Regions from separate parts of the Homo sapiens genome. Here region 2 is linked to region 1. The links are chromatin loops, found by intact Hi-C in ENCODE. Cell type or tissue: PC-3. All regions are shown on one strand. Each heading gives the region's core, and the rest is flanking DNA. Links, peaks and the distances in the headings are about the cores only. Region 1 has its middle 43 kb from the start of C5orf46. Region 2 holds the start of SPINK14 (serine peptidase inhibitor Kazal type 14 (putative)).

What was found. Hi-C counts contacts between places; a loop is a spot of excess contacts. Peaks named below come from ENCODE experiments on the same cell type or tissue, not always from the same donor. Only the 100,000 strongest peaks of a DNase experiment are listed, where the experiment ranks them.
Region 2: a loop joins it to region 1, with 6 times the contacts of the local background. A loop is called at or near these places in 7 of 110 quality-filtered maps.

The regions. Positions count from the first base shown.
Region 1 is chr5:147,943,506-147,956,478 of GRCh38, reverse strand. No RefSeq gene overlaps it. Among named protein-coding and RNA genes, the nearest start is that of C5orf46, 43 kb to the right of the region's middle. RefSeq lists an enhancer at 9,576-10,148. In PC-3, for the core only: a CTCF peak has its summit at 6,566 (motif pointing left); a DNase peak (open chromatin) is centred at 6,568.
Region 2 is chr5:148,161,314-148,174,286 of GRCh38, reverse strand. SPINK14 (serine peptidase inhibitor Kazal type 14 (putative)) reads right to left here and starts at 5,741. Exons shown (of 5, transcript NM_001001325.2): 1 at 5,720-5,741; 2 at 4,488-4,626; 3 at 3,314-3,357; 4 at 1-53. The coding sequence starts at 4,554. In PC-3, for the core only: no CTCF peak of the experiment used is centred there; a DNase peak (open chromatin) is centred at 3,966.

The DNA.
Region 1 (12,973 bases), core at 2,665-10,664:
AGAATAAGCTCTAATCATGAACTTAGGATATTGTGCCTTTTAATTTCAATGCTGGAACTTATTTTAAAAATCATGTAGATGAATAATGTTTTGAAATGCTAATTAATATGCTTCTGTTTCTCGAATTTGCTTCAACCCTTGTTCCTTTTCTCATTCAGTCAGCTAAGTATTCTTCATCAGTGCCTTAGGGGTGAACTGACAGCAGAAAGCAGAGTCAGTTGTTGGCTTTTGAGTTTAGCAATACAGATATTATGACTCAGCTATGAAAACATGAGATTTTGAGAGAATATGGAATAAGAAAAAATGTTCTGATCTCAAAGACAAAGAATGGAGTCCAAAGCTTGGGAAGAAAGATATAGAAGAAACTTAAAAGTTGGTTGGAGAAAGAATAAGGAAACATAGGCAGATGGACCATGATGACTGTATTGAATCAGCATCTGGGGAATGACCAGAGTCCATTTGACTGTACATCATCTGTAGCTCAGAACCTAGGGACAGCAGGCTTTAGACATGAAGTCTTATGTATTGCCTGCACTGAGGAGCTATGATGAGGTCCCCCCTTTGACAGAAGTCAGCACCTAGCCCACTGGTCATGTATCAGGAGTGATAGCCATTCATAAGCCCACTCTTAAGCGTGTTCTGTTGGCATCCACTTACCCTAGAATTGTCTACTCTTTATCAGCATCCTGGGACAACTGTATACCTATGAAATGGATACTTACAAGGGTGGTAGCATATAACAAAAAGTCCTTTACTCATATACATAGGTGGAAAAAAAGGAAATTATCTAGGGGTTTTTCTGTGTATTTAGCAGCCAAAAAAAAGTTTCCATTTGCAGTACACAAAGTAATGGCTCCCAAAGATGTGGGAGAATAAGTCCCTTTTGCCATGTAAGGTAACATATTCTTAGGTTCTGGGCCCTAAGAATAGGTATAGGCAATCAAATTTAGGATACTCAGATAGAAACATTACTTTGGATTATCCTGGAGAGTTCAATATAATCACAAGTGTTTTTATAAAAGGGAGGCAGGAGAGTCAGAGTCAGAGAGGAAGATGTGACAATAGAAGCAGAAGTGACAATAGAAGAAGAATTTGGGGTGACCCAGAGCCATGAACCAAGAAATGTTGGCAGCCTCTAACAGCTGGCAAGGAAAAGGAAACTGATTTTCCCCTGCGACCTCCAGAAGGAAGTAGCTTGTTAATAATATGAAATTTTGAACCCTGTTCTATGTCTACGAAATCACATTATCTCGATTTGGGCCCAGACTTTGTTGTGTAAAACTGTCCAATGTTATTGTGATACTGCCTGCAGCCTGTGCACAGGAGGTTAAAAAAAAAGTACTAACTCTAAATCGACAAATCACTCACCATGACCATTATCACATTCAGGAATTTGAATGGTCTTTTACCACAAAAAGATCAAATTGTCGTTCGGTTTCACAAGATCTCATCACACCTTGAAAAAAAATAACAACTTCCACTTACTGAACATATGTATTCTAAGACAATCAGTGTGCTGATACGTTCATACTTCATGTCATTTAATCTTACAGTCACCCTATGAAATAATGACTAATGAACATATATATTCTAAGACAATCAGTATGCTGATACTTTCGTGCTTTATGTCATTTAATCTTACAGTCACCCTATAAAATAATGACTAATGTTATAATCTATAATTTTTTAAGTTCTAGAATAATTAACTGCAGCTGGATTACAAAGGTAAAAATATAGTTTATATACAATCTGGAATGCAATTGAGTGGCATGGAACAGACCTCAAAACCAGTTCTATTAATTCCTGCCAAGGCACAGTGAGGCTTCTCTTCCATGTAATCCTTCTGTTGGTGTTCACGAAACATCTCATCGTCTCCAAGGAGCCTTAGAATATATCTGACAAACAAAAAGTTATACCACACGGAGCCAGTTCAATAGGGCTGAGCAAAATTTCAGTCCCAAAGACCCCTCACTCCTAGAAGACCATGAGCAGAGCTCTGGTGGTGCTGTCAGTGGGAGGCCTTTACGGGACATTATAAGGAGAGCTAACGTAACTCAATGGCATGGATGATTTGTGACACTGGCCCAAATGTCTAACGTGATCCCATGATCTGCATTCAATAACTTGACTCCCAGCTCACGGTTGATAACATCCTTCTATTAGCAGTTGATGAGTCACAGTACTGATTCCCCTCTGTCTGTCTGGTTCCTCCAGGTATGTTGAGCCCTTGGCATGTTGGACCCCACCAACCTCTTCCCTCAACATTGCCTTTCCTCCATATCTTAACCTTTAGCCCTTGTAATTTTTATTTGGTCTCAAGGGACAGTGCAGCGTATTTTCCGATCTGTTATTTTAGCATATGTTTTATGTTCTACTTTATTCTAGATTTTCTGGCCTTTGACTCTAAAAGTCAAACTTTGGGTATAAGAACTATTTTTCTCAAACTACTCTCCCAGTCTTGAGTTTCAAAATCCTGGCAATATAAGCTAGAGGTGGGAGCATGAGGTACAAGGATGTGTGGAAGAGTAAGAAACGAACCACATAAACAATATTGCAAAACATGATTACTATTTATAATCCCAGGGCCATACAGGCAATAAGAGATGAAGGCAGGCATTACATCCACATCTCTCTGATGTGGTCTCTCTGATGTGGTCTCTCTGATGTGACATCCAGTCCATCATTAGACCTCTCTGACTAGCATGCCCAACTCTAAATCACTGCAAATTCTACTCAAAGGTCCTAGTCTGGGCCTATGGAGCAGCTTTGTTCCTTCTTTCTCAAGATAGTCATTTGGATATTTGAAAATAACTATTTTGGCACCTGAGCCATCTATAAGCTAAACACCATCTAACTCCTCTACTGTTCTTCCTAGACATAATATTGTCCATCTTTTCATCTTCCTGGACCTTCTTCTGGAAGTGCACAAGTTTTTGTGTGTCTCTCTTGACTTGTGACTTTCTCAATCAAGCTGCATCATTCCAATTAGGGAGGTCTAAAGTTAACTACAGACACTTTCCCAATATCATTGTTCCTGGCACCACACTTCCAAATTGAAATATGACTGTACCATGCAGAATGTGTATAGGCTTCTACTGCATCTTTCTAGGAGATATTTCCAACCTCAGAGAAGGTGCTTGGGATCAATTGAGGATATTCTTCAACCTCTCTCTAGAGCAAAAATGCACTCCTAATGCTATAGCATACCAAGATTTATACAAAGACTAGGAAAAAGGTTCTGCATGTGTTATGTAGTAATTAGTCCAGCAATAGTGAGAATCTGAAATTACCACAAGTGCTCCTTATGTCAGAAGCCCCAGACTGTAAGGCAGCAGGGGATGGGGTGGGCATGTCGGCAAAATGACGGTATACCTACTATGTACCCATTAAAATTAAAAGTTTGAAAAAAAAAGTACAGTACAAAAAGCAGGAGCCTGTAGCTGATTCTGCAAAAATTTCACTTTGGGCCCTTGAATAATGATTTTACCTCTTTTGATTTTCTTTTTCCCACTTGTAAAACAATAGGATTAAGACAGAGTGAGATTTTTAAAACACTTTTTTTATTTTTATAGCTTTAGAGGTGCAGTGGCTTTTGGTTATGTGGATGAATTATATAAAAGCAAATCTTGAGATTTTAGCGCACTCCTCACCTGAGTAGTATATATTGTACCTAATATGTAATTGTTTATCCCACAACCCTCTAGAGTAGTTTCTTAAGGTGTTTATTTACTCACTGCAATGAGGAAAACATTTCTGCACATGAACACCAAAAATATATATTTTTTACTTACCCATAAATTATATACATAAGCTACGCTAACATATATAGTATAAAACATACCACAAGTAAAACTTTTAAAATAATTTGAATTTTGGCCAGGCGCAGTGGCTCACACCTGTAATCCCAGCACTTTAGGAGGCTGAGGCGGGTGGATCAGGCGGTCAGGAGTTCGAGACTAGCCTGACCAACATGGCGAAACCCCGTCTGTACTAAAAATACAACGACAACAACAACAAAAATTAGCCGGGCATGGTGGCGCGCACCTGTAATCCCAGCTACTCAGGAGACTGAGGCAGAATTGCTTGAACCCGGGAGGTGGAGGTTACAGTGAGCTGAGATCGCGCCACTGCACTCCAGCCTGGGCAACAGAGTGAGACTCTGTCTCAAAAATAAATAAATAAATAAAATAATAATAATAATTTGAATTTTAAAATATAATAATGAGTGTAATATATTTCATTTTATCCCAGTGAGTCATCATAAGCACCTAGAGCATGGAGTGGCAAACTTTTTCTATAAAGGGCCAGGTAGTAAATACGTTAGGCTTTGCCGGCCATATTCTTTCTCTTGTAAAGATGATTTTGTCTGATGTTAGTATAGCCATTTCAGCTTTCTTGTGGTTGCTATTTGCAAGACATATAATTTTCTATTCTTTTACTTTCAACCAATTTGTATCCTTGAATCTAAAATAGTATCTCCTATAGGGACCCCTTATACATGGTTGATGGGGATGTAAATTAATATAGTCATTTTAGAAAACAGTATGAAAGTTTCTCAAAAAGAAAAAAAAAATTACCATATGATCCAGCAAGCCCACTTCTAGGTTTATACCTAAAGAGATTGAAATCAGGATCTCATAAAGATTATCTGCATTCTCATATTTTATTGAAGTGATATTCACAATAGTTAAGACATGGAAGCAACCTAAATGTCCATTGATGGATGAATGGGTAAAAAGAATGTGGTATATGCATAATGGAATATTATTCAGTCTTATAAATAAAGAAAATGCTGTTATTGTGACAACAAGGATAAACATGGAGGACGTTATCCAAGTGAAATAAGCCAGGCTTAGAAAGACAAAGACTGCTTGATATCACATACATGTGGACTCTATGAAAGTCAAACTCATAGAAGTAGAGAGTAAAATGGTGGTTACTAGAGCCTGGGAGGGATCAGGGAATTGGAGGGTGGATGGGAAAACTGGATACGTTACTCAAAGGGTACAAAGTTTCAGTTGGTTAGGAGGACTGATTCTAGTGATCTGTTGCATAGCATAGTGACTACAGTTAATAATAATTATTGTATATTTCAAAATTTCTTTAAAAAAGTAGATTTCAAATGTTCTCACAATAAAGAAATGATAAGTATGTGATGTGGTAAATATGTTAATTAGTCTGATTTAATCATCGCACAAAGTACACATGTATTATAACATAACATTGTACCACATAATATATATAATTATTTGTCAATTAAAACTAAAATCTAAAACAAAAAAACAAAAACAAAGTCTCCTAAACACAGCAAATAATTGCATCTTGTTTTTTATTTGAGTTTGACAATTTTTGACTAAACTATTTAATCCGTTCAAATTTAACATTATTATTGATATAATTGGATTTGCATCTACCTTTTAGCTTGTTTATTTCTCTACGTTTCATGTCTTTTTGTTCCTCTATTTCTCCTTTACTGCTTTTTTTTGCATTGAGAGAATATTTTCTAATGTAATATATTAATTCCTTTAATTTCTTCTACAATCATTAATGGTTTTGTTTTGTTAACGGCTGCTCTAGAGTTTACTATACATATTTTAATTATCACAGTCTACTTTAAATTTATACTACCATAGCTATTGTACTTATTGTTGTATGTGTGTGTATATATATATAACTTTATATAACATCATACATGTTACAAATATGTTACATAATATATGCTGCAAATCTAACAATATTGTATTTTAATTTTTACTTCATATGATTTTATGTCTATTAAAGAAGCTGAGATATGATGTCTGTTGCAACTACTCAACTCTGCAACTATAGCATGAAAACAGCCATAGGCAACACTTACATGATGAACATTGCTGTGTTCCAATAAAACTTTGTATATAGGCATTGAAATTTGCATTTTATGTCATTTTTACATCATGAGATAGTCTGTCATTTTTTTCCAACCACTTAAATAAGTAAAAACTACTTTGGCTCACAAATTATATGAAAACAGTCAGGGGCAGGATTCAATCTGAGTGCATAGTTTTCCAACCACCTGGACATCGGCAATTATACTTTAAACTCTTTTACGTGACACCCTGAGGCTACCCAGACATATCACCAGGCCAGCCATGGTGGTGAAATAAGGTCAGAGATTGGGCTTCAGTGCCCTGTCTTCATTTCATGAAGAATAGTTGTACTTATAGTTTGTTTTGTTTGTCAGATTGGAAATATTGCTTAACAAAATGGAAGGAAAAAAGAAGGGAGAGGGAAGGAAGAAAGAGAGCAGGAAGGGGAAAAAAGAGTAATCTCAAATGTTCTCTCTAGATCTGACATTTTACTACATTCATGTAAAATAGTACCAAATCTTTAAGAACTCTACTAAATTTCTGTTATTCTGGAAATCTGAATAATATTTGTATATTAGGCAGTATTTTCATTTATCTCTATTAATGTCTTTCTGAACTTTTAAATCTAAGTTTATTTTCACACAGAGAAACAACATTAAGGAAAGGGAACAGATTTTCTACACCTGGACATAAAGAACTAGGAGAACTGAGATCTTTTAGCACCCTCTTGTGTCCATAAGTAGTGATTACAACAGCCTACCCCTCTATTAATAACATCTAAGTTCTCAGATAGTGGGATAATATTCTTGCAACAAAGAACTAGAAGTGATAACAAGGGTTTGCCAATGCTTATTTGTACTTATCTGTTATATTTGAACATATCTTCTACAAATAACAGTTCCCTGAAAAGAAAAACACTTCCTTTCTTCCTTTGGTTTAAATGCTACCCACTCTTTAAAAAAAAGTTTACCATCAACTTTAGCTCATCATAAATATCCTTTCTGCATAATTAAAGCACTTGAGATTATAGGTTTCAACATCAGACATGGGTTTGATTCTTAACTCTGCCCTCTATTAGCTGTATAACTCTCCGCAAATCAATCAACCTTCTCTTCTAAGTGTTTATGCAGCCGTTTATGAATGAATGGAACCCCACCCATATCAGCATAGTTGTTTCACCTGTGACTGAACTAAAAATCACTTTGACTTAAAAGTTAGAACTGGAGACACAAACAACAAAATAAAGAATAGACAAATTGCACTTCATCAAAATTAATAACTTTTTTGTATCAAAAGACACTATCAAGAAAGTGAAATGACCACCTACCAAATGGGAAACAGTATTTACAAATTATACATAGTGGATTCTTCTTATTTGTGTTATTTGTAATACTCAGGTTCTAAAAGTCACTGCAGACATTGAATTAGCAAATATTGGAACGTTGTTCCTAGAGAAATATACACATTTTTATATACACTCTGTGTGTATGTGTGTGTATATGTATATCCCAATTATATATATATTTGCATTATATATTTACATTGTATATATAATGTATATATATTTACATTGTATATATAATGTATATATATTTACATCATATATAATGTTTGGATATATATCATAGATTATAATCTTATATCCTAAAAGTAACTCATTTTGGTAGACTCTATTTTCTTTAATTTACAAAAGGGGAAACAAGGTTCAGAAGAGATAAGAAACTTACCTGAGGCTGCCTCACAGGTCTGAGTTGAGACTCAAACCCGTGCAACTGACCCCAGAGCTGAAACTTTTTGCAGTATACTGCACTGGCAATCTTCTGGTAATCTCTGTATGAAAGCTGAAACAAGAAGATAGAGCAATGCCTTAGTCAACCTCAGCTAAGAATGTGCACCTCTAGCAACTAAATTTTTCACTGCTCTGCATATCTTCAAATGACCACTGATTTGGGGAATACAAATAATTTTAGCAAATAGGCAAATTCACAAATATAAAACCTACAAATAGTGAGAATCGGCTATATTTGATAAGGGTCTATTATCTAAGATATATAAAGAACTGTTACAACTCAATAAAAAATGAGCCAATTAAAACATGGGCAGCTCACAAAAATAAAATACAGTATCTAGGAATACATATAAGCAAGGAGGTGAAAGATCTCTATAAGGTGAACTACAAAACACAGTTGAAATAAATCATAAATGACACAAACAAATGGAAAAATATTTTATGCTAATGGGTTGAAAGAATCAACATTGGCTGGGCATGGTGGCTCACATCTATAATCCCAGCAGTTTGGGAGGCCGAGGCAGGCACATCACTTGAGGTCAGGAGTTCGAGACCAGCCTGGCCAACATGACGAAACCCCGTCACTACTAAAAATACAAAAAAAATTAGCTGGGAGTGGTGGTGCATGCCTGTAATCCTAGCTACTCGGGAGGCTGAGGCTGTGGCAGGTGAATCACTTGAACCTGGGAGGAGAAGCTGCAGTGAGCCAAGGTCATGCAACTGTACTCCAGCCTGGGTGACAGAGCGAGACTCTGTTTCAAAAAAAAAAAAAAAAAAAGAAAAGAAAGAAAGAAAGAATCAATGTTGTTAAAATGACCATACTGGCCAAAGCAATCTATAGATTCAATGCAATTCCTATTAAATTACCAACATCACTTTTCACAAATTAGAAAACAAAATTCTAAAATTCATATGAAGCCAAAAGAGCCCAGTCAGAGCAATCTTGAGTAAAAAGAATAAAACTGGAGGCATCACATTACCTGACTTCAAACTATACTACAAGGCTACAGTAGTCAAAATAGTATGGTACTGGTACAAAAATAGACCAGTGGAACAAAATAGATAGCACAGAAATAAAGCCATAAATCTAAAACCATCTGACCTGACAAAGCTGACAAAAAGAAACAATTGGGAAAGAATTTTCTATTTAATAAATGGTGCTAGGATAACTGGCTAACCCTATGCAAATGAACGAAACTGGAACCCTGCCTTTCACCATATACAAAAATTAACTGAAGATGGATTTTAAACTTAAATATAATGCCTCAACCAATAAAAATCCTAGAAGAAAACCTAGGAAACACTTTTTTGGACACTGGTCTAAGCAAAGAATTTATGACTAAGCCCTCACAAGCAAATGCAACAAAAACAGAAAGTGACAATGGAGACCTAATTGAAATAACCAGCTTCTGCACAGCAAAGGAAACTACCAAAAGAGTAAACAGACAACCTTCAGAATAAGGGAAAACTTTTGCAAACTATGCATCCAACAAAAGTCTAAGATCCAGAATCTATGAGGAACTTAAGCACATATACAAGCAAAAAAAACCCCATTGAAAAGTGTACAAAGGACATGAAAAGACACTTCTCAAAAGAAGACACATAAAACAATTCCAATATTATTAATCAACAGGGAAATACACACCAAAACCACCATGAGATATCATCTTACCCAGTGAGAATGGCTGTTATTAAAAAGACAAAAAATAGGGAGCCAAGATGGCCGAATAGGAACAGCTCCGGTCTACAGCTCCCAGCATGACTGACACAGAAGACGGGTGATTTCTGCATTTCCATGTTAGATACCGGGTTCATCTCACTAGGGAGTGCCAGACAGCGGGCGCAGGCCAGTGGGTGTGCACACCGTGCGCGAGCCGAAGCAGGGTGAGGCATTGCCTCACTTGGGAAGCGCAAGGGGTCAGGGAGTTCCCTTTCAGAGTCAAAGAAAGGGGTGATGGATGGCACCTGGAAAATCGGGTCACTCCCACACGAATACTGCTCTTTTCCGTCGGGCTTAAAAAACGGCGCACTACGAGATTATGTCCCACACCTGGTTCGGAGGGTCTTACGCCCACGGAGTCTCGCTGATTGCTAGCACAGCAGTCTGAGATCAAACTGCAAGGCGGCAGCGAGGCTGGGGGAGGGGCGCCCTCCATTGCCCAGGCTTGCTTAGGTAAACAAAGCAGCCTCGAAGCTCCAACTGGGTGGAGCCCACCACAGCTCAAGGAGGCCTGCCTGCCTCTGTAGGCTCCACCTCTTGGGGCAGGGCACAGACAAACAAAAAGACAGCAGTAACCTCTGCAGACTTAAATGTCCCTATCTGACAGCTTTGAAGAGAGCAGTGGTTCTCCCAGTACGCAGCTGGAGATCTGAGAAGGGGCAGACTGCCTCCTCAAGTGGGTGCCTGACCCCTGACCCCCGAGCAGCCTAACTGGGAGGCACCCCCCAGCAGGGACACACTGATACCTCACACGGCAGGGTATTCCAACAGACCTGCAGCTGAGGGTCCTGTCTGTTACAAGGAAAACTAACAAACAGAAAGGACATCCACACCAAAAACCCATCTGTACATCACCATCATCAAAGACCAAAAGTAGATAAAACCACAAAGATGGGGAAAAAACAGAACAGAAAAACTGGAAACTCTAAAAAGCAGAGCACCTGTCCTCCTCCAAAGGAACACAGTTCCTCACCAGCAACGGAACAAAGCTGGACGGAGAATGACTTTGACGAGCTGAGAGAAGAAGGCTTCAGACGATCAAATTACTCTGAGCTACGGGAGGATATTCAAACCAAAGGCAAAGAAGTTGAAAACTTTGAAAAAAATTTAGAAGAATGTATAACTAGAATAACCAATACAGAGAAGTGCTTAAAGGAGCTGATGGAGCTGAAAACCAAGGCTCGAGAACTACGTGAAGAATGCAGAAGCCTCAGGAGCCAATGCCATCAACTGGAAGAAAGGGTATCAGCGATGGAAGATGAAATGAATGAAATGAAGTGAGAAGGGAAGTTTAGAGAAAAAAGAATAAAAAGAAATGAGCAAAGCCTCCAAGAAATATGGGACTATGTGAAAAGACCAAATCTACGTCTGATTGGTGTACCTGAAAGTGATGGGGAGAATGGAACCAAGTTGGAAAACACTCTGCAGGATATTATCCAGGAGAACTTCCCCAATCTAGCAAGGCAGGCCAACATTCAGATTCAGGAAATACAGAGAATGCCACAAAGATACTCCTCGAGAAGAGCAACTCCAAGACACATAATTGTCAGATTCACCAAAGTTGAAATGAAGGAAAAAATGTTAAGGGCAGCCAGAGAGAAAGGTCAGGTTACCCTCAAAGGGAAGCCCATCAGACTAACAGCAGATCTCTCGGAAGAAACCCTACAAGCCAGAAGAGAGTGGGGGCCAGTATTCAACATTCTTAAAGACAAGAATTTTCAACCCAGAATTTCATATCCAGCCAAACTAAGCTTCATAAGTGAAAGAGAAATAAAATACTTTACAGACAAGCAAATTCTGAGAGATTTTGTCACCACCAGGCCTGCGCTAAAAGAGCTCCTGAAGGAAGCGCTAAACATGGAAAGGAACAACCGGTACCAGCCGCTGCAAAATCATGCCAAAATGTAAAGACCATTGAGACTAGGAAGAAACTGCATCAACTAACGAGCAAAATCACCAGCTAACATCATCATGACAGGATCAAATTCACACATAACAATGTTAACTTTAAATGTAAATGGACTAAATGTTCCAATTAAAAGACACAGACTGGCAAATTGGATAAAGAGTCAAGACCCATCAGTGTGCTGTATTCAGGAAACCCATCTCACGTGCAGAGACACACATAGGCTCAAAATAAAAGGATGGAGGAAGATCTACCAAGCAAATGGAAAACAAAAAAAGGCAGGGGTTGCAATCCTAGTCTCTGATAAAACAGACTTTAAACCAACAAAGATCAAAAGAGACAAAGAAGGCCATTACATAATGGTAAAGGGATCAATTCAACAAGAAGAGCTAACTATCCTAAATATATATGCACCCAACACAGGAGCACCCAGATTCATAAAGCAAGTCCTGAGTGACCTACAAAGAGACTTAGACTCCCACACATTAATAGTGGGAGAATTTAACACCCCACTGTCAACATTAGACAGATCAACGAGACAGAAAGTCAACAAGGATACCAAGGAATTGAACTCAGCTCTGCACCAAGCAGACCTAATAGACATCTACAGAACTCTCCACCCCAAATCAACAGAATATACATTTTTTTCAGCACCACACCACACCTATTCCAAAATTGACCACATACTTGGAAGTAAAGCTCTCCTCAGCAAATGTAAAAGAACACAAATTATAACAAACTATCTCTCAGACCACAGTGAAATCAAACTAGAACTCAGGATTAAGAATCTCACTCAAAACTGCTCAACAACATGGAAACTGAACAACCTGCTCCTGAGTGACTACTGGGTACTTAACGAAATGAAGGCAGAAATAAAGATGTTCTTTGAAACCAACGAGAACAAAGACACAACATACCAGAATCTCTGGGACACATTCAAAGCGGTGTGTAGAGGGAAATTTATAGCACTAAATGCCCACAAGAGAAAGCAGGAAAGATCCAAAATTGACACCCTAACATCACAATTAAAAGAACTAGAAAAGCAAGAGCAAACACATTCAAAAGCTAGCAGAAGGCAAGAAATAACTAAAATCAGAGCAGAACTGAAGGAAATAGAGACATAAAAAACCCTTCAAAAAATTAATGAATCCAGGAGCTGGTTTTTTGAAAGGATCAACAAAATTGATAGACCGCTAGCAAGACTAATAAAGAAAAAAAGAGAGAAGAATCAAATAGTTGCAATAAAAAATGATAAAGGGGATATCACCACCGATCCCACAGAAATACAAACTACCATCAGAGAATACTACAAACACCTCTATGCAAATAAACTAGAAAATCTAGAAGAAATGGATAAATTCCTTGACACATACACTCTCCCAAGACTAAACCAGGAAGAAGTTGAATTTCTGAATAGACCAATAACAGGATCTGAAATTGTGGCAATAATCAATAGCTTACCAACCAAAAAGAGTCCAGGAGCAGATGGATTCACAGCCGAATCCTACCAGAGGTACAAGGAGGAACTGGTACCATTCCTTCTGAAACTATTCCAATCAATAGAAAAAGAGGGAATCCTCCCTAACTCATTTTATGAGGCCAGCATCATTCTGATACCAAAGCCTGGCAGAGACACAACCAAAAAAGAGAATTTTAGACCAATATCCTTGATGAACATTGATGCAAAAATCCTCAATAAAATACTGGCAAAC
Region 2 (12,973 bases), core at 2,907-10,906, 220 kb before region 1:
TTGACCGTTCCATTGTACCAGCTCAAGTTTACTTTCTCATATGGACATTTCACCTGAAATTGAGTTGAAAAGATTTATCCAGTTAGAATCCCACTTAGACAGGTAGGTCACCTTTGAACTTTATTAGGAAAAATCTAAGCATAGTCTAGGCGTGGTGGCTCATGCCTGTCATTCCAACATTTTGGGAGGCTGAGGTGGGAGGATTGCTTGAGCCCAGGAGTTCAAGATCAGCCTAGGCAACAGAGCGATACCCTGTCTCTCCAGTTTTTTTTTTTTTAATTAGCCTGGCATGGTGGTGCACGCCTGCAGTCCCAGCTTCTCAGAAGGATGGGGCAGGAGGATCACTTGACTGCAGTGAGCAATGATGGTGCCATTCCACTCCAGCCTAGGCAACACAGTAAGACCCCACCTAAAAAAAAAAAAAAAAAAAATCTAAGCATAGTCAAGACAATATTCCACTCTCACAAAAGCTCTCTTTCCCATCTCCACAAAGCCATGGAACTAGAACCTATATATATCCCATTTGGTGACAATATGATGCCCTGGTTGTCAGGACCTTCTCAATAAAGGAGAACAATGGCCAACTATGCTATGGTTAAAAAAAAGAATAAGAAGAGTAGATAAATAGATTATTTATCTGGGGCTTCTCTCTCAGTCTTCTTTATGCCCCAATTATTAGATCTGGAAAGATTCTTAGAGACTTTCTATGACAGCTCAGCAAAGAAAACTGAAGATCAATAATGGAAGAATCCACATGCCTTGATTTCAAATATTTATCACTTTTTTTTCACTCTCTAAATCCTCAAGCCATTTCCTATTTCAAAGTTGTAAAGTGCAAGATCACTAAGACTAATGCCCTGACACTGTAGAAAAAAATCGAAAACAAAGGAAGGGACATGTCTCCTCAGGGACCCGGACTCAGGGATGTTTGTTTTCAGGGGGAAGTTCTCCTCTGGACAATGCTGGTGCTGGTGATGAATTGAAGTAGTGACTCTGGGATTATGAAGCTTGAGGCTAGTGTTCTCAGGGACTCCATAAGTGTCATGAGATTGGTACAGATAAAATACCTCACGCACAAAGTAGGAGAAAGTTTTGGCTAGGAATTTGGAAAGAAGGGGGTCATGTTTTAACTTAGAAATTCCTCTTCCCTCTTTTTTTATTCAACACCACCATCATGGCCAGGCCACCATCGTTACCCAACTAATCCCTCCATTTCCTTTATTCCTTATTTCCTGAAGTTTCATATTTTAAACTTCTATTGAATCATTTTATTTCCTTGATTAAGGTCCTTTCGTCGAACCTCATTGCACATTATAAAAAAGTATTTCTTAATATGGGCTAAAAGTCCCTATGTGACCTGGAACCTCCCAAATCTTCCGCCCTTACCTGATACTACCTTGCTTTCTGCCCTTTTAGTAAGTTCGTTAGTTTGCTTTTCTTTTTTATAAATTCTTTATCTTTCCCTCACCTCAAGGTCTTCTGACGTGTCATAACCACCCCACCAAATATATTTTTTCTCAACCTAAACTCATTCTAACTTTAGAGCTCAGGTTATAACCCACTTTCTGAGAACTATTTATTAAAATACGGTCACAACTCTCTGTTATTTATTTTTATACTTTTAATCAGTTTGTAACAACGCATTTGTTTAATTATTTAACTAATCCCACACCCCCAAAGGAGTATAAGCCCAGAAGGGAAAGATTTGTGTCTGATTAGGCTAGTCATTATGTGCCCAGCACATATATTGGCATTAGTCATTGCTATATAAACATTTGCCAAATGAATAAATGAGATATAAAATAGTTGAATCTGAAAGAATATACAGTTATCAAAGACAAGAGTAAGAACAGTTTATATTGTTGTCTATAAATATAGCTTCTTTTCTCTCTCTCTCTCTTTGGAGGAAGTTATGCATTCTTCAGGTGAGAATCCCACCTGCTGCTCTCACTGTAGCATCCGCCACTTTTCTTCCCTGTCTGTGCTCCAGTCACACAGGGCTTCAATTAGTGACCCAGGTAGGTAAGGTCTTTCTCCCCCCTCTTCACCTGGGTGGCTACTTTTTATCCTTCAAGTCTCACCTTAGATATCCCCATGACAGACAAACCTTGCCTGAACCCATTGTTTATAGTAGTTATCTCTACACTCAACAGATATTCTCTATCATACCATTTTATTTCTTGTATTTATAAAATTTACCATAAATCATAGTTGGTTTCTTCCTTTTTTGGTTATCTGCAAGGTTCATGAGGAAAAGGAATATAACTGCTTTCCTCAATAGTGTATCTTAGGGCACAGCATAGGTGATTAATAAATATTTTTTAAAGAAAATAAGTAAAAGTGAGCGCATTTATTATTGTTTATGGATTTATGGGCATGAGGCAGACTTATCCTGCAGGTAAATTTCTGCAGAAGAAAATTCCAGAACTCAGCTTTATGAGACCAGGGTATAAATCCTGGACAAATTCTGCAGATATTTTCTGGGGCAGTAGCCTCTGACAAGCTTCACATTCTGGTCCCCGGGTCTCTTGAAGGTAGAGCTGCCCTCAAAATATCTTTCTCAGCAGTCAACTCATGACAGACTTTTTTACAAAGAAGAAATAAAATTTAAAATTTATGAATTAGACAAAAGCTTAAGGTGCTAATACTTCTAAAGGGAAGGAATACAGTGATGCAAATGTGAATCAAAATGAAAAGTTTAATCCCTCATTCATCTTTTCCCTCACTTATCAAATATCGATTGACCTCACATTATATGCAGTGCTCATTAAGGTAGACGAAAATGAAAAAGATGTCTCCATTTTGCCCTCATCCAAGTTGCAAACATAGTTTGAGGCTCTGTTCAGGTATCTACTGTTCTTCACATTTTCTTCCATCCATATCCAGAAGTTGCCTTCTGCATTCACAACTTACATAGGCATTCTCTGTACATCTCAAGACATTTAGGAGCATTCTTTTAAGTCATTGTTTCCATCAGACTGTGAGCTCCTTGAGAGCCAGGACCATGTTATGCCCAAGTCCATAGGCTCTTAAGAACCTGTCATGCTCCTGGCAATTGTCAATACTCTTCAATATTTCTCAGGCACTAAAGAGGGTTCTCTGGTGTATGTATGAGTGAATGTTGTCTGGGTTCCAAGTTTGGATCTCTACTCTGGGGTACTGTTTCAGCAGTGTATCCACCACCCTCGTACAAATAGGCCTTGAAGACTATTACGGGTGACCTTGAGGCATTAAGTTTCCACAGTAACAATTCCAAAAAAAAAGAACTCATATTATAATGTAAGTCCTGGGGGGAAATTTAATGGAACATTACCTTAATAATTCCACGTGGTGGCCACCAGTGTCTAGGGCCTGAAACTAGAGAATACATGAAAATAGTTACAGAATTTAATTCCTGTTAAATCATAGCTTAATCTGTTGGCAGAATAAACGAGTTCTAATTTATTATCAAGGAAGTTTTCAGCAATGGAAAACATTATTTCATTTATACATGTATTCATTCATTTTTTTAAATGTGAAATAAATCTTTTACTCCTAATTGATATCAGCAGGGGACTATATAGATGCATCACTGTTTCATAAAGGCTGGCAGTCCAGTGTACTAAATAATTTTCCTAATTAGCTTGGACTTGAGAGGACTTAGAGCTGGTAATCTATGTATGAAAGAAATAAGCAATGCTGTAACTTTAAAGTGATCTTTTGGCCCAATCATCATATTTTTTTAGGCATGAAAGACACCTGGGTAATACTCAGGAATTCTTGGTAGATATGTGAAAAAGCAAGCTCTGCAGCCCTTGAGGCTAGGCCTCTTTATGACTCCCTACATGATTTCTTCTCTAGAAGAGGGCACAAAAGATAATGGTCCAGTCAAATACACAGCAAATCAAACACTCTAAATTTTCCAGATGTGATCTCATGTATGCATATTATATTGCTAGTCACTTTTACATGTTACCTCAGTGAGTCACCCAAGCCTCCTTGCCCTCATGAGTTAAATCTCATAATCGGCATGCAAAAGATGGCAAAACAAAGGTCTCTGCCCATTGAATCAGTCTTTTAGACTCTCTCTCTCTATATATATATATATGTATGTGTGTGTGTGTGTGTGTGTGTATATATATATATATACTCTGAGTATGTGTATACATATATATACTCTGAGTATACTCAGAGTATATATATACATGTGTGTGTATATATATGTATATGTATATGTGTGTATATACAAATATAGAGACAGAGAGAGTCTAAAATACTGATTCAATGGGCAGAGACCTTCATTTTGTCATATACTCTGAGTATATATATAAATATATATATACATATATACACTCTGCAACACGTCAATGGATAATTTATATATATATACACATATATATATATTCATCCCAGTTAAAGAACAATTTCAAAGCATTCTCTCTCAGATTATGATGTAAAAGCCCACAAATCAATTTCAACTGCTGGCCAAGACCAGCTAAATTACTCACCAGAAGATAACACCAAATGTATCAAGATAAAGGACAAAAGTGAGAATACTGGGAAAGATTTGGCCATTTTTCCTCCTGGTGTGTCCTTGGAATGATGCTCTGAAATATTGTCTCAGGTTGTTGCCCTCTAATACAATCACTAAAGTAGAGACAATCAGGATTTAAGATGACTTTTACAATGAAGAGCCATCTCTACTCCACCCATTGTATCCTCAGTACTATGTATTTGGAAAGCCTATTCCATTCTTCTTCAGAAACAAATGTTTAAAAAGTTAAACCTTGAATAACTATCTTGATTAAAAGTATAGAGCTCAGTAACAGATCTTTGAATACTCAGAAGTAAATCATAGGTTACTCTGTGGGCATAAGTGTATTATTTTAGTGGGAAAACATTTTACATGTCATGAAAAAGCAACTCCTTACCTGAAGCTTCACCTAAATTTATCTTTTGAGGGGATGCAAAAAAAAAGATGGGGCTATTGAGGTCCCTAGACAACATGAACTTCTCAATAAGTGGAGTGGATCTGTACTTGCTCGTCAAGCAAAGAATACCTCTTTGGATTAAGACAAAGATTTCTGATGATTCAGGCATGCTTGTCTATACCAAGGATCTTCTGATGTTGAATCCCAGACTCTTTGAGGACATTCACAGGGAGAAAAATCATTATCTGCCATCTCACTGGGGTCCCACAGCTATTTTAATCCAGACACAGAAAGGGAAAAGTCAGAGAGCAAATCCTCCCTCGGGATGGACTTTCCTTGTAGCAACATTTCTGACCCCAGAGAATGGAAACTGCAGTTTCCAGGGCCTGACCAAGGACCACATTTAACTGTTCCTCCATTCCTAATTCTAGAAAAGTAGCCTGGTCTTCCATATGTTCTCTAGGCTTTTATCTCTGTCTGCAACACATGTCAATGGATAATTTATATAAACTCTGCTGATGTGCTCTGATGTGGCAGGTGTTACTTAAGACATTAAAATGTAGCCAGAGTATTCTACTCTCAGGATGATTGCAAGTTCTTTGTACACTATGAAAGGTTGCCTACCATGCCTACTCCTGGCACAATCTGGGACACCATGTTTTGCTAAACACACCCCCATCTCATCCTGATATTTTCCCTGGCTTCCTCCAGAAATGGAACAGGAACAGTACAAGTTCAGCTGCAGCCAGAAAACTAGAGCAAAACACAGAGGCCCACTCTCTCCATCCCTCATGTCACAGCTGACCCACCTCAGAAAGAAGAGAAAAGGAAGAGGAATATAATGTGCTCCTTCTAAGAAGCATGTATTAGGGCCCCAGGAGGAAATAGAGTAACTGCTGCGTAGGACAGAAAAGTCACTGAGGCATTGTGTGCTGGACTGAGCAGGCCCTGGAGATCCATCATTCAGATTGCATCAAACCTCAGCAGGGGAAGACCTGAGGAGGGTAAGAAGAGATCACTGGAAAGGGCAGCCATTAGCAGGCAATTCAAGAGAGGCAATAGCATGAGAAAACATCCCACAGTAGGAAAGAGCAAGCAGAAAGAATATAACATGTTCCACAACAATAATTAGTATCAAGACCAGGACCAGTATTAGGACCAGAATGAAAACATGTGTGGAAACATCTAATAAAGAAAAGGCTGGTACAGGAGGTTGCAGTGACAGATGAGATCCTTGGATACCATTTGCAGTAGATCCAGCCTTGTGCCTGTAGTAACCCAGAGCCTTTGCCATTTTAACAGGGAAGATATATTATTATAGCTTAAGGTCCTCCTATTATCTGAACTTCTGGCCTCTACCATTCCTTCTGTAAAAAGCTATTTTTCTTATACAAAGAAAATATATGCTCACTTAGAAAATTTATAAAATAGAAATATACAAAAAAGAGAGGGAGGCGGAGCAAGTAGAAACATACAAATAGAAATGGCCAAATAGAAATATGAAAAAAAAGAAACATACAAAATGAAATAAAATATATAAAACAAAAAATATACAAATGAAATAAAAAGGTGTGAAATCTTACAACTCAGAGGTACCTATTAAATATATATAAAATTATATTCTTCCAGTTTAAATATATATACATAATCACACAGGTACATATGTTTTATTACAATATTCAACTTTTATAATATATATTGTTTTTTCACTTAGAAATGCACTATTACATTTTCTTGATCTCTAAATATATTGAACATGAATTTAGATGCCTGGTGTCATATTCCATCACATATGTGGATTTTAATTATACTAATATTCTTTAATTGTTGCTCAATTAGGGTGATGCCAATTTTTTATTGTTATTAATAGTGCTAGCATAGGCAGATTTTTATTTACCTCAGTTAACTTGTCTTTTAATATTTTATTTTAATAAATGCCTGTAAATAAACCCATTGAAAACTTCCAGAAAGAACTTAGGTCACCTAGAATATGAGAGAGGTGGTGGTTTTCATCACATTTCTGGGCTCCATACTTGTAATTCTGGGCTCCATACTTACAAGAAATATTTTGAAAACAACCTGCTATCTTCCTGAGTAGATCATTTGTTCCCCAGTTTGGAAAGGTAGATGCATCCTGTTGTTTAGAAAGGATTCTGAACGCAGAATCAGAACATCAATTTATAATGTTTTGTCAACTTGGAAAGTAATTTATTCTATCTGGACCACAGAATTTTCCATTTTGCGCTATTGGGTAATCACACATTCCATCAAGTGCTCTTTGGAGGTTTAATTGAACAAACACTTAAACAGCTTTGAAAACTGAGCCAGATAAGCCACCAATAAATGCTATTTTAATTTGGCTTCTTCTCAGCCACTATATGGATGTGAGTGTTGTAAATTCAGAGCCACGGACTCATTTTATGGCATTCAAAAATAATAAGTGTGAAATTACTTCCCATCTGAGAATAAATAATTTACATTTTTTTTAACTTTGTTTTGCTGCAAATTTTATTAGCAGAGCATCACTCATAAGGTGAGTTTCCATAGGTCTTCTACAGTCTGGGATTCTGATTTGTCAGGAATTGTGAGGGGCCCTGAAAGTACAGCTGTGAAAACTATTGGCATCATCCTTACCCTAATGGAGCTTAGACACACTACAGGAAAAGTCATTAAACAAATAATTACTCAAGGAAAGCAGACTTGAGGAGGAAATTTCCAATATTTGTGTTTTCTGAATCTTGTGACATTTAGGTATTAATCATGACCCCTGTGTTTCTCATTTATATTAGCATTGAGGAATCAAACAATAAAATGCCACAAATCCGATATTTTAACTATGTAAAACTGAAGCAAAATATTCTAAGATAAAGAGAATTGCATGTTATGGCCACATGGCTCTATTTAATAGATGCAAAAACAAGATAACAGAGGGAGGTCTATAAACATCGCTTAATCCTGAAGCACACAGAGGAAAACCAAGTGCTACAGGAAATAATTAAGGCTAGAACATCTTTACTTCTTCCAAACTCCCCCAAATTTCAGTTGAACTAATATTGGGAGAAGACAATAAGTAAGATTAAAGGATCATATCTCCCTCAGAGAATCCTTAGTCTATGATTTTGTCATCATCTATTACACCCAGTCTAATTCCAAAAGCTACAGCTTAGGGCTTTCTCACCGAATTCCAGCCTCCCTAGCTGTGAAGTAATTCAATTTATGTGTTCCAATTTCACCTCAAACCCACATCTTCAAAACCCAGTGCCTCCTCCTGTTGTCCAAAGCAGATTCTTATCACCTTTCATGGGTGCAAAATCTTCTAGTGTCACAGGATTGATCTAAGGCTCTACCACTGTCCTCCTGCAGAAAGTCTCAGCTCCACTGCCCAATGGTTAGAAATTTCATAGTCCACCTCATTCTGATGACCAATTATATTTCCACCACAGTACTGATAAGTGGCAACAATGCTTTATCCCTCAGAGAAAAACCACCAGATACCACGCAAATAATTGGTACCATCCAGGCTGTAGGATTAAGCCTTCCCCTTCTCAAGGATTTTAGGGAAGCCCTAGGACAGCATTAACCAGACTTGTACATTCTTTTGCACTGGTCTTGACTATGGGTTTGGATAACCAGTTATTTGGACTGACCAAGATGGTTTTATGGCTTTAACCTTCCCCTTGGCTCAACTGAACTGTAGATAAGCTTCTTAACTCTAAGCCACTGACCTCCTTTTTTTGTGAAGCATTTACTTTATAATGTGTAACTCTAATTTCTTTATATATCCATTTGACTTGTAAATCCTTTTAGAAGCCTCTTGCCAGTTTAACAACCCAACCCAGGACTGTCTTTCTCAGTGGCCTGAGGGACATCCCTTTGAAATGTAATCATTAAGGCAAATAGTGCCCGTATCTACTAGTTTCTGTGGAATAGTACAGAGCTACCTTTGAGGGTGGTAAGCACCTTGCTCCAATTTGCAAAAACACCTCCTATCATAAAGATATGAGCTTTTTTTTAGTTTGGATTAAGCCAATTAGCAAACACAGATGGCCTATGGTTTCTCCCTAATATCCTCCAGTACTTGGCATTAGCTCACCCCAGCCCTTAAAAACCCTCCCATTTCCTTTGTTTCAGTGACTTGGGTTCAGGCTGAGTTCTGGCCTCTCTTCCTGACTGCAATAACCTTAAATAAAATCATTCTTGCCTGTTTAACTTTGTCATGTACAATGTTTGCTTCAGAAGAACCACCTTACATTCCAAATAACAGATCTTCTTATCTTTTCTCTTTGCATAACATGAATAACAAAACAAAAAACCAAAACATTTTTTGTTTTGTTTTATTTTTACTTTCCCTCTAACTCCTTTAGAGGGTGTGTTGGTTCATTTTCACGCTACTGATAAAGATATACTCGAGACTGGGCAATTTACAAAGAAAAGAGGTTTAATGGAGAACTCACAGTTCCACGTAGCTGGAGAAGCCTCACAATCATGGTGGAAGGCAAGGAGGAACAAGTCATATCTTATGTGGATGGTGGCAGGCAGAAAGAGAGAGCTTGTGCAGAGAACTCTCATTGTGCAGAGAAAACCATCAGATCTCATGAGACCCATTCACTATCACGGGAACAACATGGGAAAGACTCGCCCCCATGATTCAATCATCTCCCACTGGGTCCCTCCCACAACACGTGGGAATTATGGGTGCTACAAGATGAGATTTGAGTGGGGACAGAGAGCCAAACCGTATCAGAGGGCCAATATTTAGCCTTGTATAATCCAAGTGTCAGCTCCTCTACCTTGCAGATATGCAATTCTTATAGCATAAAATAAAAATGCTATTTCTTAACCTTACTTCCTGTCCTAAATTATCTGTTTATGTACCCCTTTGTGTCATTCCGAGATCCTCTGTCAACTACCCAGTCACTGCCCTGCTGGTTCCAGCTGGCCAGCTCCCCGGTCCCAACCACCACCATGGGCTGCTACTCCCTGTCCATTGGGATTAACCAAGAGGTGGAGCAGAGAAAGCCACCCTAACCCTTCATTCTCCCTAAAACTCCTGCCCCTGGATGTACAAGGGTACATATTTTCTTTATAAAAAAGGTAAGGACAGGGAAATGCATACATATATACTAAACTTAAAAGTATAAACATAATATAATAGCATCTAATTATATCTCATAAAATAATAATAATATGATAAAATTATTTAAAGAGAATTATCAAGAAGGGGGAAAGTTAAAAAGCTGTAACCTAGAGATAAGTTTCCTCAGAAATGAGAAGGAAAATAAGAAATCCTCAAAGTAGGCCTTGATGGAAAACTCATCTGGGTCTTAACTGATTTGTCTTTCTTCCCATTTATGATCCCTTCCAAAGAGTTACTTGCTTCTCTCCACTTCACTTTGGGACAACAAATTCTGCCCACAGTATCTTATAGGATGTCTAAGGGGCAGAGCTTTGGCCATCTAAAGCTGTGGAAGCAGCTTTGGGACTGGGTAATGGGAAGAGGTTGGAACAATTTTGGAGGGCTCAAAAGAAGACAGGAAGTTGAGGGAGAGTTTGAAACTCCCTAGAGACTTGTTGAATGGCTTTGACCAGGCAGAAGTCTGCTGCAGAGAGCCCATATGAAGAACCCCTACTAGGGCAGTAAAGAGGGGAAATGTGGGATTGGATCACCTACACAGGGTCTCCACTGGATCACTGCCTAGTGGAGCTGTGAGAAAAGGGATACCATCCTCCAGACCCCAGAATTGTAGATCCACCAACAGCTTGCACTGTGATCCTGCAAAAGCTGCAGGCACTCAACACCGGCCTGTGAAAGCAGCCAAGGGTGCTGTACCCTGCAAAGCCACAGGGGTAGAGATCCCCAAGGCCTTATGAGCCCATCCCTTGCATTGGTGTGGCCTGGATATGAGACATGGAGTCAAACAAGATTATTTTGGAGCTTTAAGACTTAATGACTGCACTGATGGGTTTAAGACTTGCATGGGGCCTGTAGCCCCTTTATTTTGGTTGATTTCTCCCTTTTGGAATGGGTATGTTTACCCAATTCCTGTATCCCCATTGTATCTTGAAAGTAACTAACTTGTTATTTATTTCACAGTTTCACAGGTGAAAGGAACTTGCCTTGTCTCAGATAAGACTTTAGACTGTGGACTTTTGAGTTAATGCTGAAATGAGTTAAGAATTGGGGGACTGTTGAGAAGGGATGATTGTATTTTGCAATGTGAGAAGGACATAAAATTTGGGAGGGGCCAGGGGTGAAATGATATGATTTGGATTTGCCCAAGTCTTGTGTTGAATTATAATCCTCAATGTTGGACGAGAGACCTGGTGAGAGGTGATTGGGTCATAGGGGCAGATTTCCTCCCTGCTGTTCTTATGATAGTGAGTGAGTTCTCATGAGATCTGGTTGTTTAAAAGTGTGTGGCACCTTCCACAATCTCTTCCTCCTTTTCCAGCCATGTAAGATGTGCTTGCTTCCCCTGCTTTCTTTTCCCAACTTTTGCCATGATTCTAAGTTTCCTGAAGCCTCCTGAGCCATGCTTCCTGTACAGCCTGCGAAACTGTGAGCCAATTAACTTCTTTTCTTTATGTATTGCTCAGTTTCAGGTAGTTTTTTGTGGCAGTGCAAGAACAGGCTGATACCACAATCAAGAAAGTTCAAAAGCCTCAAACACAAGCAAGGAAACAAAAATGTGCTATCTGTAATCTATACACCTCTTCCTAGGAGAAAACACATTTATTTTTACCCTAGATTTAACCTTCAAGGAAGAAGACAATAATTCACCATCTGCAAACTGTCCACCTCTTCTAAGGAGAAAATAAGTTTATATTCTTTCAACTTTCAGAAGGAGCCCTTTCAGGCCTGCCAGAATAAGAAAGGAGCTAAATATCGCTACAGTGAATATTCTATCAGTTTCATTTTTAATGTTTTTGAAAGACCATTTTAATGAGGACTTAAATTCTGAGATAAAAATCTTTCATTTCCCCAGGTTCTAAACTGAAGAATAAGGGCGATATTCTATTCCCTTATTTTCTTGTTTTATTTCCATCTCCTGCTATTGACAGCACTACTCTCTTAAATCTATTTCTGAATGTCCTTATCTCCTGGCAGTCTCCCTGTCTGTTTCTGTGTCTCTATGTTACTCACCCCTAAGAAGGCTATCCACAAAGGCAGAAATTGTCCTGGACATCACTGTATCCATAGAACCTGGTACAAGATCTGACAACAGTGGTGGCAAATACTAATAACTCAAACTGAATTTCAGCCTTTCTTTTCATTACTTCCTTGGGCACCAGTCTCCTAACATATCTTTTTTTTTTTTTTTTTTTTGAGATGGAGTCTCACTCTGTAACTCAGGCTGTAGTGCAGTGGCACAATCTTGGCTCAATGCAACCTCTGCCTCTTGGGTTCAAGTGATTCTTCTGCCTCAGTCTCCTAAGTAGCTGGGACTACAGGTGTATGCCACCACACCCAACTATTTTTTTTTTTTTATTGTTAGTAGAGACGGGGTTTCGCCATGTTGGCCAGACTCTCATACTCCTGACCTCAGGTGACTCACCTGCCTCGGCCCCCCAAAGTGCTAGAATTAAAGGTGTGAGCCACCGCACCTGGCTACTCTTAACATATCTTAATAAGACTATCGACTGGTTTAGAATTCCAACCTTGCAAAGTAATAGCTGATGCATATACATCCACAAGAGGTGTATGAATCATTGAAGTGTATAAAAGGTTGCAGCACCCTGAGAGAGAATGCTGTTGACCTTCCGCAGTGCTAGAATGAGAATGGCAACACCTACCTCCCCTACTTTTTTTTATTTTCTTTCCATCTAGCTATATACTTCTTCCCAATAAATTATTTAATTACATATATTAAAATCTTCTGTCATATCTGATTTTGGGGTTTTTATTTTTGGTAAGAAAATTTATCTCCATACATTTCAATATGTCTGCATGAGTGCCTGATTGTCCCTAAATGTTAAGAGGTTTTATATATTTATATATAATCTATAATTTATAGATTGAGCTTACTTAACACATTTAAAACATTTATAATTCATAAGTATAT